3 separate regions of the Homo sapiens genome follow, and all the other regions are linked to region 1. Evidence: chromatin contacts called from ENCODE Hi-C or POLR2A ChIA-PET data. All regions are on one chromosome and are shown on one strand. Each heading gives the region's core, a stretch centred on a gene start or an enhancer-like site at or near the end of the contact. The rest is flanking DNA. Distances are from core to core; before and after follow the strand shown.

The links. A loop is a pair of places that touch in the nucleus more often than their neighbours do. ChIA-PET counts read pairs that join two places held with the same protein, here RNA polymerase II (POLR2A). Pooled maps may share reads with other maps.
Region 2: a map of natural killer cell shows a loop between it and region 1 (2.7-fold over the local background). The contact joins two enhancer-like sites. A Hi-C loop is called at or near these places in 57 of 168 maps with a recorded cell type or tissue (CD4-positive, alpha-beta memory T cell, CD8-positive, alpha-beta T cell, Caco-2 and 31 more) and 28 of 50 pooled maps. POLR2A ChIA-PET finds 5 or more read pairs at or near these places in 15 of 52 experiments (CD4-positive, alpha-beta T cell, CD4-positive, alpha-beta memory T cell, CD8-positive, alpha-beta T cell and 12 more).
Region 3: a loop to region 1 is called in a pooled map, with 6 times the contacts of the local background. The contact joins two enhancer-like sites. A Hi-C loop is called at or near these places in 3 of 168 maps with a recorded cell type or tissue (Caco-2, endothelial cell of umbilical vein and heart right ventricle) and 10 of 50 pooled maps. POLR2A ChIA-PET finds 5 or more read pairs at or near these places in 11 of 52 experiments (A549, BJ, CD8-positive, alpha-beta T cell and 7 more).

The regions. Positions count from the first base shown.
Region 1 is chr11:114,181,599-114,185,542 of GRCh38, reverse strand. The region is part of intron 3 of ZBTB16 (zinc finger and BTB domain containing 16); the gene reads right to left. Among named protein-coding and RNA genes, the nearest start is that of NNMT, 110 kb to the left of the region's middle. Within about 2 kb of position 2,287, at least 26 of the 41 ENCODE cell types and tissues checked have a DNase peak (open chromatin) inside an H3K27ac peak, as active enhancers do; they include CD4-positive, alpha-beta T cell, CD8-positive, alpha-beta T cell, ascending aorta and 7 more, where a contact is called at or near this core.
Region 2 is chr11:114,073,731-114,077,674 of GRCh38, reverse strand. The region is part of intron 2 of ZBTB16 (zinc finger and BTB domain containing 16); the gene reads right to left. Among named protein-coding and RNA genes, the nearest start is that of ZBTB16, 16 kb to the right of the region's middle. Within about 2 kb of position 1,659, at least 14 of the 41 ENCODE cell types and tissues checked have a DNase peak (open chromatin) inside an H3K27ac peak, as active enhancers do; they include CD4-positive, alpha-beta T cell, CD8-positive, alpha-beta T cell, ascending aorta and 7 more, where a contact is called at or near this core.
Region 3 is chr11:114,101,620-114,105,563 of GRCh38, reverse strand. The region is part of intron 2 of ZBTB16 (zinc finger and BTB domain containing 16); the gene reads right to left. Among named protein-coding and RNA genes, the nearest start is that of ZBTB16, 44 kb to the right of the region's middle. Within about 2 kb of position 2,028, at least 4 of the 41 ENCODE cell types and tissues checked have a DNase peak (open chromatin) inside an H3K27ac peak, as active enhancers do.

The sequences.
Region 1 (3,944 bases), core at 1,038-3,537:
CAAGAAGATACAACGCCTCCCAATGTGTACTGATTCTAAATTCCTCTACTTGGCTTCAAGGCCTTCCATAACCTGTCCCAGTTAGCCACCCACCTCCATAGGTAAGCTGTCCTCACCGGCCCTCTCTGGGCACCACTTACCTTCCCAGAGTCTCTGTGCCTGAGCAATGCTCAGTCCCATTCTTCCATCTGTTCGAATCCCACTTCATTTTCAAGGCCACAGTTTGTGGACATCAAGCACTCAAGTCCCTTACTCTTCTGTCCTTTCCAATCTGCCACTGCACTCTGTTCCTTTCAACACGTCTTAGCGCTTTGTTGTTGTTGTCATTGTTTTTGAGATAGGGTCTCTGTCTGTCACCAAGGCTGGAGTACAGTGGTGCAGTCATAGCTTAATGGCAGCCTCAACCTCCTAGTTTCAAGCGATCCTCCCACCTCAGCCTCCTGAGTAGCTGGGACAACAGGTGCACGCCACCATGCCTGACTAATTCTGTTTTTTTGTTTATTTTATTTTATTTTATTTATTTATTTATTTTAAAGAGATGAGGTCTCACTGTGTTTCCCAGGTTGGTCTTGAGCTCCTGGGCTCAAGCGATCCTCCCACCTTGGTCTCCCAAAGTGCTGGGGGATTCCAGGTGTGAGCCACTGTGTCTGGTCATCTTAGCTCTTCTTTAAATATGCCTGTGTTTTAGTTTTGTATTGGAGCCTCGTACGAGCCAGAACTACTTGTTACACAAATTTGTAGCCCACAGTGCTGTTTCAAATCACCTCAGATTTCCTGAGGCTTGACTATATGCCAGGCATGACACTAAATGCTTAGTATGTATGGTTTGTCCCAACAACCACCATTTATAGTACATGCTAGCATTACCTCCAGGTAGCAGATGAGTAAATTCAAGCTCAGAGAGGTTAAGCACTTTGCCCAATGCCACACAGTGGTTGACATAGTAAAGGTGAATTCAAACACAGGCAGCCTGATTTCAGAGCCTGATTTCAGAGTAATCCCCGTACCCTTCGGCCTCCCTGGGGTTCCATCTGCAAAGATGTTTTGTGGATAAGACTCCATGGGTGGGGTCTGAGCTCCCATCTCTGAATGAAAATTCAATTTACCTATTTTACACATCAGGGCTTTGGGGTTGGAAAAATGACTCCACTACTTTTCTAGAAATTTGAAAACCTCTGCCTTGGAGAATCAGCACATACTGAAGGAATGTAACTCCAAATACAAGCTGTTCCAGCACAGACTTCAATACCAATGAATGCTTCTTGCAGTGAAGAATATGAGGACCCTAGAGGAGGTCTAGAATGTGGGGTCCTCTGGGGGTATCGACTTTCTCTATCTCACTGACACCTATCTTCTACTGATGAGCAGGATATACTCTAGTAGGTGCTCAATAAATGTGAGTCGACTGGCTGGATAAGTGGGTGATAAAGTACCCCATGGAAGATATGAACTCACTTTTACTGAAGAGCTTTAAAAATAAATATTGTCATTTGCCTTAGGTGGCTGGGGTTGAATTTCACCTGGAGGCAGGGAGAATCCCATGGTGACCTCTGGGTGTCCCTTCACGCCACAGGGCATCCTCAGGCCAAGCACCTGGTACACGGCTTAAGAGAGCTTTGAAGAAAGAGCCAAGAAAACTTCTAGCCCCCAGTGACAGCAAAGCAGTCATGACATGTGTTCACAGGGGTAGCAGCCAAGACTACCTTTCATCCATTTACACTGGAAATGCAGAAAGCACCTCCAAGAGCAGAGTGGGCCTGGATGGGAAAGCTGCGGCTGGATGAAGTCACAGCTCCCTCACAATTAGAAACTGCCCCCAGTCCCAAATCATCAGCCATCAATGATTTTCTGTGGATCTGTAAGGAATCTGATTTTAATTGTATTTCTTCCTTGGGTTCTATCCGCTCTCACAGCTCCCTAAAGGAGAAAGGGGAAGCAAAGGCCCGAGGAGGGAAGCACCAGCTGGGAAGGGGAGGGCACTCCAATCGGCGAGAAGCCCACCATGCCACAGGCTTCCAAGGGATGTGGCGCGGAGGGTTCTTAGAAAACAGCCATCACTGTGGGCTAGAGGAGCTTCTCGCTTTAATGACTGAGAAGCAGAGAGAAAGGAAGGAGGCCAGGTAGGAAATAAAGGGCCGGATGTGTACCATCAGACAAGTGCAGAGGAAGATGAAGACAGATAAGCACACATGATCAGTAAAGGCGGCTGCCTCGGCCCAAGCCTGACCACATCTGCTTGCCTTCAAAGTCCCGCCACTCCACCCCCACCTCGCTGAAGTCACGACACTGAGCTGAGCATGTGAAAGCCCCTGTCCTCAGTGACTCTGGGCCAGGTCCCTCCTTACACGTGGATAACACAAACGTCAGCTCCCATTGCTAGCCCCCACTCACGAAGCCCCAGTACTCCCACGCCCACCCGGACAGGCTCTGACTTCCCCCCCAGCTCTCCAGGGTGAGAGCAAAGACAGGCAGTTCCATGGACACGTGAGCGGAGCCGAGCGAGACAGACAAAATCCTCTCTCCTGAGGAGGCTTGTGCCTTTAAATGGTCTCTGTAATGGCTGGCTCAGAGGCAGAAATATTTGGCAGCCCTGAAATTAAAAGTGATAAATTTCCTCGCCAAGCTTTGATCGATAATAGAGGCCTCATCTGTTAATCAATAAGACAGTCTCTGCCTGTTTACTGTGCATATGTTGTTCACTGCTGCCTTCAGTATGATGTCAGGTTTGCATTCAAAGCAACTCAAGTGTGTATAAACCACATGGCTATTCCCAAAATGCATTACGGTGACATCATGCAGCCACTAATACATTTATAAAGCATCAATGGGAGGGGGCGAAGTGGGAGGGAAGAAGGTCACGCCAGCTGAACACAGCGGGTGCGCATGGACCTAGCAGCAGCATTTACACCCACAAAATTTCCTGGGGCTCAACCTGGAGTAGGGAGAACTCCAGGGACACAGCTCTGGGATGGCCATGACTTGCCATATCCTTCCTACACACGGGGGCTGGTTTTTGAATGTCCAGTAGCTATATGCCGAGAGGTGGATTACAGGAAATAAACAAAAGAGACGAAATCCCTGCCCTCAGGGAGTTTATGTTCAAGATGGGAGGGCAGATTTTTAAAGAGCGAGTAAATACAAAACAGGCCAGGTGGTGATAAGTGATAAAAAGAGAAATAAATTAAATGAAGAGGGCCGGACACAATGGCTCACGCCTGTAATCCCAGCACTTTGGGAGGCCGGGATGGGTAGATCACTTGAGCTCAGGAGTTCAAGACTAAGCTGGCCAACATGGTGAAACCCCATCTCTACTAAAAATACAAAAATTGGCCAGGCATGGTGGCTGATTTAAAATCCCAGCTACTCAGGAAGCTGAGGCAGGAGAATAGCTTGAGCCCGGAAGGCAGAGGTTGCAGTGAGCTGAGATCACACCATTGCACTCCAGCCTGGGAAACAGGAGTGAAACCCTGTCTCAAAACAACAACAATAACAACAACAAAGCATTGAGTAAAGATAAACAGAGAGTGCCAGGGGCTGTTCTTTTACACAGCGTAGTCAGGGAGGCCCTTGCTGATGCACTGACATCTGCATAGAGCAAGGCCACCACGTGAGAACACCCTCGCCAGGCAAGGCAAGAGGAGCAAGGAGGCCAGCTGCACGGGATGGAGTGACATGGAGGTGGGAGATGCGGGGCTGGGGGAAGTTAAGGGATAGATTGCGGGAAAGAAATTAAATAGCAGAGGGAGAATAGCAGAAGATAAAGTGCGCTAGACCCTTGCTAACCACAGCAATCACAGATCCAAGCAAACCGAGAAAAATAGCAGGATCTAGAGGTGCAGGCACGAGATCCCACGCCTAACTTGGCCACTCACAGCTGTGGGCATCACACTAGTCATCACACCTTGATGAACTGATTTCCCAATCTGTAAAATGGGCATAAGCCT
Region 2 (3,944 bases), core at 410-2,909, 110 kb after region 1:
TGGCGGCTTCACGTCTGATGAGGCAACTCCTTTCTGTGGCCACAACCTTCTCCTCTGCGCAACAGCCGTTTCATTTTTTCTGAGATTTCGGACCCACTGGAACGTGCTTAGTTCAGGCTGAGGAGGAGTCGGACTAATTGAGAGAAAGAGAAGGTGTTCTCCCAGGTGAGAGTCGGGGGTCAGAGGGCAGTAGGAAAAAAAAATGCATAGAAAACAAGGAGTTCTGGGTTCCAAGATGCAACCCCCATGACCAGGAGATGCTCTTCAGATCTGCCTTTGCTGGGAAAGAGGCGGGAGGTGGCCTGGGGTCCAGGTGGCATCTTTTCAAACCCTTCTCATTATTTAAGGGCAAACTCACATCAAGAACCAAGAGGAGAGTGGCTCCAAGTGACAAAAGAATTACACTTAGAGGAACATAGCAAGCGGCTTCTCACACCAGGCTGCAGGCTGGGGAGGGGGAAAATGGGAGCAGAATGACAGAATCCAGGGCTGGCCAGAATGAAAGACTGAATGGAATAGGCTAATTTACACAGGAAGTAAGCACTTACCAGACCCTTCATCTCAACACACAAAACCCTCGGCCATATCTGGAAGCAATTACATCCAGTTAACATGATCTGCTTGCCACTAAAATTAACTGCAAACAGAAATATTTTTCACTTTTGCAACAGGGGATGCCAAGGTTTGGCCTATTCTCCCCCCCAGCCGTTGAATCTGGCTGCTGGGGAATATTTAGCAGCTACTCAGCTCAAAAAAACAAAAACTACTCTTGTAGCTGTCAGGACACAGAAAGTAAAATAGTGGATAATTATGAAGGGGGGAAAGGCGCGGGAGAGGTGGCAATGAAAACCATTGTGCTAGAAAGTGAGGAAAGGGGCCAGGCACATGGGCCCTATATAGGTCTGCATCCCTGACAAGTCCAGTCTGGTTTTCCACACTGAACTTCAAGGAAAGAAAAATGTTTTTAGAGTCACTCGATTTAGCAGCCGCTTCACATTGTTTTTAGGTACCATCTTTATCCCTTCTGCCAAGGGGGCGGGGGTGGGGGTGGGGGGAATGCAGGGAGGTAGACTCACAAATGTTAGCGGATCCTTAATTTAGCAGATCATTTAGGGGACAACTGTCACGATTTAACTTTTGCATTGAACATTTCCAATCCCTACTCTACAAACGCCTTCGAAGCAGCTTTCACCGGCTCTAAGCGGGGCAAGAGCTGCTTTTAATTTGAGACGTACACAGTTTTTCCACGTAAAGTGAAGAGAAGCCCACGAGGAGGTGAGAACTTGCCTCCGTGAGCGTGCGTGCCCAGAAATGAGCCAGTGGCCCTTTCTCCAAAACTCCAGATCCAGCCGCCCGACTCGCTGGCCACTCTAGTCCTTCGGCTTTGCAATCAGCCCCGCAATCAGATAAGAACTTATTTTTATTTTTCCTTGAACTGCTGTCAACGATGCCATAAATGCCAGAGACAGATGGACAGATTTCTTTTAAAGTTCCTGAGGAGGCGTCATCTCCAAACCCTTCCCCCAGCGGCCCCTCTTTTCTGGGCCAGATTCCGGCATGCTTTCCCCGAAAGTGCAGTTCACTCCTTTGTCACCAGGGGCCTTTAAAACGGCAGCGGCAGCAACAGCAGCAAAAGTAACGCATCCATTTGCCAGACAACTCACAAACATTTTTTCTCAAGAAGAGGCAGGCAGAAAAGTTCCCCTCAAGAATGAGGTCAGACACTGCTGTTCTCTGCAAAAATCACACTTAGAAACATTACTCATGGGAGAAACAAAAGAAAACGAACAACTTAAGTAGCCTTTCTTTAGGACTTTGGGCTATGATGGGGGGAAAACTTTTGGTCTTGATCTGTTAAAGAGCAAAAAAGCACTATGCCATTCTTTTTAATTTTTAAAAACTTAGGCCAGGCGCAGTGGCTCACACCTATAATCCCAGCACTTTAGGAGGCTGAGACAGGCAGATCACCTGAGGTCGGGAGTTCAAGACCAGCCTGGCCAACATGGCGAAACCCCATCTCTACTAAATATATATATATATATATACAAAAATTAGCCAGGTGTGGTGGTGCACCCCTGTGGTCCCAGGTACTTGGGAGGCTGAGGCACGAGAATCACTTGGACCCAGGAGGCGGAAGTTGCAGTGAGCTGAGATCGCGCCACTGCACTCAAGCCTGGGCAACAAAGTAGGACTCTGTCTCAAGAAAAAAAGAAAAAAAACCCTTAATTTTACAATGGAAAAAATACTGAAGTATACACATCCTTTCAAGTATACAACCTGAGGCCACACCACTGGCCGGACGCTGGGCCATGTATTCTCTATACATCACCTACTTAACAACACTGCTCTACCACCAGTATGAATCAGAAGTTATTAACTTCATCTCACAGATGAGGAAGTGAGTGGTGAGGAATCTTGCCACGGTCACACAGCCTCTAAGAGACAGAAGATTAATTCGAACCCAGGTTCAATTCCAGACACAATGCTCTCCAGCTTCTTACCACTTTGCAGCCAACAATCGCAGGAAATTTAGATGCTGCAAGAATGCAAGAAAAAGAAAAAAGAAAAGGAATCCTCCCATGAAATCCACCCACTCCCAGCAACAGCCCCTGCTAGCACGTGGGGGTCTCTCCTTCCCCTTGACCACCCCACACACACATGTACCTAGGCACATACGCTCACAACACGGCTCTGTCACTGCACAGCCGTCCAGGCATGGAAACGGTTAAGTCGCCCTCACTGCATAAATCAAAAGTTCAAGGCTGCAACATACCACAATGATTCCCTCTTTACATATGACAAGAACCAGAGAGGGGCTGAAATCCCAAGCATCCTGCACAGGGTCTCCCCGGCCCGCACAGGTTATGCCGCCAGGGTCAGGGCCGCGGACCTTTAGCGGCAACATTCATTTCCTGAACAGGACAAGTTCTCCTGACCATAAAGCTAATAGGAACTTCCTCGCACGGCGAGCTCCGGCTGACAGGGCTACTTGTCACTGGCCACGCAGGAGGAGAGCACTGGTTCCCATTAGTGGGTTATGATGCCAGGTGCTACTAATAAGGTACATCGGCAAGAAACAAGAGCCTGCTAAGTTGTCTCTCCAACTCTGGAAGTAATCAGGCCTGGGCTTCGGTGTTGGGGAGGGACGTTCCTTAAAGAGATGGGTTGGGGGAGCTGAGGGTTTTGCCATAGTAGACCCCAGCAGCACCTAACCTGCTGAACAGCTTAAATAAATTTCCAACAATCCCTCCACATTTCCCCCAGCTACCATAAAAAGCTCCCCCAAATTAACACTAATAATGGTTGCCCCAGCACTGTGGGCCCGATGGATCACGCTAAGGGCCATTATGGTCGGCCACATCTGCTTCTCACTATGGCAAGGAGAGCCGTGCCAACAGGCCTAATGGCATTAAGATCACAACGCTGAGCTAATCCACTTAGAGCACAACGCCGGGTGAGGGTGGCAGGGGGCTCAGCGGCTCCCTTGTCAGGCTGGGGTCATGAGAGAAGCAGGAAGTAGGGAGGTGGCCTCACACTCTGTGTGCTTTAGGTTACAAGTGATCTCATTAACATACTTTAAAAACCACATTGAGAGGTAGGGGCTAACCTCACTTCACAGAAGAGGATACTGCTGCTTCACAGAGGTGAAGTCATTTGCCCAAATTCACCATGGAGCACTAGTATTCAAACCCAAGTCCATCAGACGTCAGTCTTTCTGCCCCTGCAGTGCCACCCCATCTCCCACTAAGACGATGGTTTGGTGGCACATTTGACTTGTTCTCAGCAAGCCTGGTGGTGGTGGTTTATGTGCGTGTATATGTCTTTTCTTCTTATTTCTGGGGGAACCGAATGGCCCTAAAGAGGAAAGAACTCTAAAAACCACTTCAAATGGCCCAGAATGTCCCCCCTTCATCAAAATGTCTGTGACAGTCTTCTAACAACTT
Region 3 (3,944 bases), core at 779-3,278, 80 kb after region 1:
TCAGCATGTCACTCAAGAGAATTGGGTCGGGCGCGGTGGCTCATTCCTGCAGTCCCAGCATTTTGGGATGCCAAGGCTGGTGGATCACCTGAGATCAGGAGTTTGAGACCAGCCTGGCCAACACGGCGAAACCCCGTCTCTATTAAAAATACAAAAATTAGCTGGGCGTAGTGGCAATGCCTGTAGTCCCAGCTACTTGGGAGGCTGAGGCAGGAGAATTGCTTGGACCCAGGAGGTGGAAGTTGCAGTGAGCCGAGATCGTGCCAGCGCATTCCAGCCTGGGTGACAGAGCGAGACTCCACGTCTCAAAAAAAAAAAAGAGAGAGAGAGAGAGACAGAATTAATTCAGCGTTTTGGGCTGTCGAGCCAGGCTCCACTCACAGGCTTTTTCAAAAAATCAGAGAAGTATATTCGGATTACAGCAAGAAAAACTAGGTTAGTTAACAGGAGGAACTTCCTCAATGTACCACTATGTCTACCTAACAAGTGCCAAATTACCAACTGGTCTATTGTTTTGCAAATGTGCCTTCCACAGGTGAGTGGGTGGCGAGGGGTTAAGTAGCTGGCCTGCTCTGCAAAATGGGTCAGGAAAAGGCAAGTACCACGGCCTGTGTGGTAACAACAGCAATGACACACTCCCCTTCTGATGCCCCAGTGGACTCAATCTTTACTCAAAATGGTTGCAATGACTCTGGTGCCCCTACAAGAACATCTAGATGACAAGAGACACCACCGTTCTCTTTGGTACCAGAAAGAAGAAAAGCAAGAATTGGTCTATGTCCATTTAACAGATGGTTTTCCAGTGGAACATGGAAAACATGATGCAGAAGCTACAATGATGTTTCCTATTTCGCAGGCTGAGTCCTGTGGTGAGTTGTTCCCAGGGCCCAGGCCTCTGGGTTCCCAGGCCACAGGATCTCCTATCTCTCAGCTTCCTGCAGGTCCATCCCTTCACTGAATCTGATAGTCATCCAAGAGAGATTCTGGAAAACGCACAGCAAACCACAGCAAAACAACACCAATCCACTCTTCCCTAGAGGCCCCAGTGCTGACTGCTGGCTGCTTGGGGGTACTTCCCTTTCCCTTCCTGCCATGAAAGAAGGAGGTAGGTGAAAGAAAAGGCAAAGCAGAGATAGCCTGATCCAGGAAGAGTAAGAAATGTTTACATCTTGGGTGCTGGGAGTGAAGACTGATGTATTTCCCCAGCTAACTCCGTCTTTCCCCAATAGCAGGCAATGTCTACAGGCTCGCACATGCTTGGTATTTACTTGCAGTTATGGTAAACCACTCCCTATGCTACTTTTATCCTTTCTGCCTTCAAAGTAGCAATGACCATAAGACTGAAGAGAAGAACATGGTTAGGTCCCAGTTTTCTACACACGTTCACCCTGGGATAAAACAGAAAATCTAAAACTCTGCATAATCCAAATGCACCATTGTAGAAAAGATCCTTGTGTTGTCAGACAGGTGCCTAATTTGGTTTCTACTCCCTTCCCTATTCACCTTTGGTAAATGAGCTCAAACTGGGCACCCTGGCCAAAATGCTGGTCTGCGAGGAAGGAGGGAGGATGAGAAGAGAGAAGAAACTGATGTGGATAACCCACACATTCATTCAGCCCACACGTGAAAAAGAATAGTTTGTTAGATTTCTCTTTGATTCCCCAGGCTCCAAACCCACACGCTAGGGTCAGGGAGGGTTGTTCAGTGCACCACTGATGCCACCACAAGCCCCCACACCTCTGTTTGAAATAGAAGGCCCAACATTGTTTGCTCCAGCCAAGCCTCCCTCTGCTCTGTGGCTGAGTTCATGAAAGGAATCCAGGATGGGTTAAACGTTACCTCTATCTCCACCCCGCATCTTCTAAAGCATCTGATAAGCGCTAGAGAAAACATCCTGTGTGCAGAGGTTTAGATGCTGACACAGGGTGGGGGAGCACCAACGACCCAGGGGCCACGAGGAGTTAATCCCCCGAGAGATAGGGGCCTACTCTTTGGAAAGTTCAGAGAAAGCAAAGAGAAAAAAGATTCCACCGGCTGTTACATGTGGTTACCAAAACACAAAACACAAATGTAGGTAGAGACTCTGTAGCCCAAAATTAAGAAAACAACGACCAAAACTTCTTTAGTCCAAGCGGACGGTACTCACAAAAAAAGGAAAAGAAAAAGTTTTTAAGCAGGGTGTTCAGCCAACTGCTAATTCTGGGGCAGTCCCTTCCCTCTGCACATGACCCATGACAGAGTTAAACTGTGCTTTGGTCTCAGGCTGGGGGGTGGTGGGGGTCCACCTTCTGAATTCCAGGTCACCATCTATCTTAATTCCCTCCCTGCACACTCCACACCTGTCTCTCACTTATAACATAGGCCTGGCCTAAAGGCAGGAGAATGCTTTCAATGGCCTCAAGGCTCCCTCAGCCCTTACAGTCGAACCTCAATAATCACAGTGTTGTGGTTCAAAGCAGAAACAATTATCAATGCAATGAAGTGCCATTGACAGACCTCCAGTTTCAGCATCACTGATACAGTAATGTTTGCCTTCAAATAAGGTTCTTTTAATGTTCCCAGCAGCCGAGAGGAACAAGACATAATGGTTTGGAAGGGTACCCACATTTGACTAGATGGGTTAATATGGGCACACACAAAGAAAGAGCTTTAGCTGGCTCTATTGTCCCTTCCCAATGTGTGGGTGGCATTGGGGGCTACTATGAATGTTGGCGAGCATCAAAAACTTCAAGCCCAAGAAGAAAGCCACACAAAAAGCTCTAGGATTGGCCTTTTTTCTGGAATAGCTCTAGGCTCTCCTGCCTATAAAATTCTCCAGGCACCCAATAAATAATTAAATGACTGTTCAGCTCTTATTAAACCACACCTCAGGATTACAGGACCAACGCCTGGGCTATCAGCAAAAAGCACCCCTCTTACTACATATGCTAAAATCATCCCAGAAACACAGGCCCATGCATTTCCCAATAGATTCACTTCCCAGAAAATGCGGAAGGGCAGGGGCAGCCGGGGGGTGGGGGGGACTTACCTGGAAGAAAAAAGAACTTGAACAACTGATTCTACCTCCTCCCTCTAACCACTGTTACCACTGCTGTGATGAAGGAGAAGAGTGATGATGAATGACAAACCTTTCTCCTGAAAACCCCAGAGTAAAAAAAACTCACCAAGGATCCAGAAGACGGTCTATGCATAAAAACACAAGAGCATGTTAGGAATAGCAGTTCAGCAGCCTCAACCCCCAGTGAGATTTAAACCCAAACTTGGCTGCCAACAACCCACCAGCACCTTACAGCCACGATAAGAAAGCCTTCCTAAAGCATTTGGTTAAGGATTTTTTTTTTCTCCTAAAGGTAAATAGCTACTGAGAACAAGTCTGCAGGGCAAAGCAGCTGAGACCCATGTTTCAGAGGTCTGGGAATTAGTATGTCCCAGAGGTCTGGGAATGAGGACGTCCCAACCACCATCGATGTGTTCACTGCCATCCCTGGCATGCTCAGACAAGACCCACACCAACAGAAAGAGGTCCTCATTGCAGGAGCCAAAAGGCAAGGGAAAACATGACCATCCCAGAGACATCTATTCCCTAGAGCCACATCCAATTTCATAAAGAAATTAAAAGCCACTGATAAAACCTTACCTGCCCCTCCCCATCTGGGATACCATCAGTTTCTTTATCACCACTGTAACACATACAAAAATGAGCAACAAATATATGAATGTATCTCCCTATAGGCAATGACATGAAAAATGCAAGGAAATAAAATCAGGTCTTCAGCTCTCAAAAAGAAAATGGAGGATAAGGCAACTAGCATTTACTGGGCACTCCAATAATAGCCAGGAGATCTATGTGTATTTTTTCATTTGATCTTTGCAAGAACCTTACAAGTTAGGCAATATCGTCCCCAATTCACAGGAGAGAAAACTGAATCTCAAAATGTTTATGG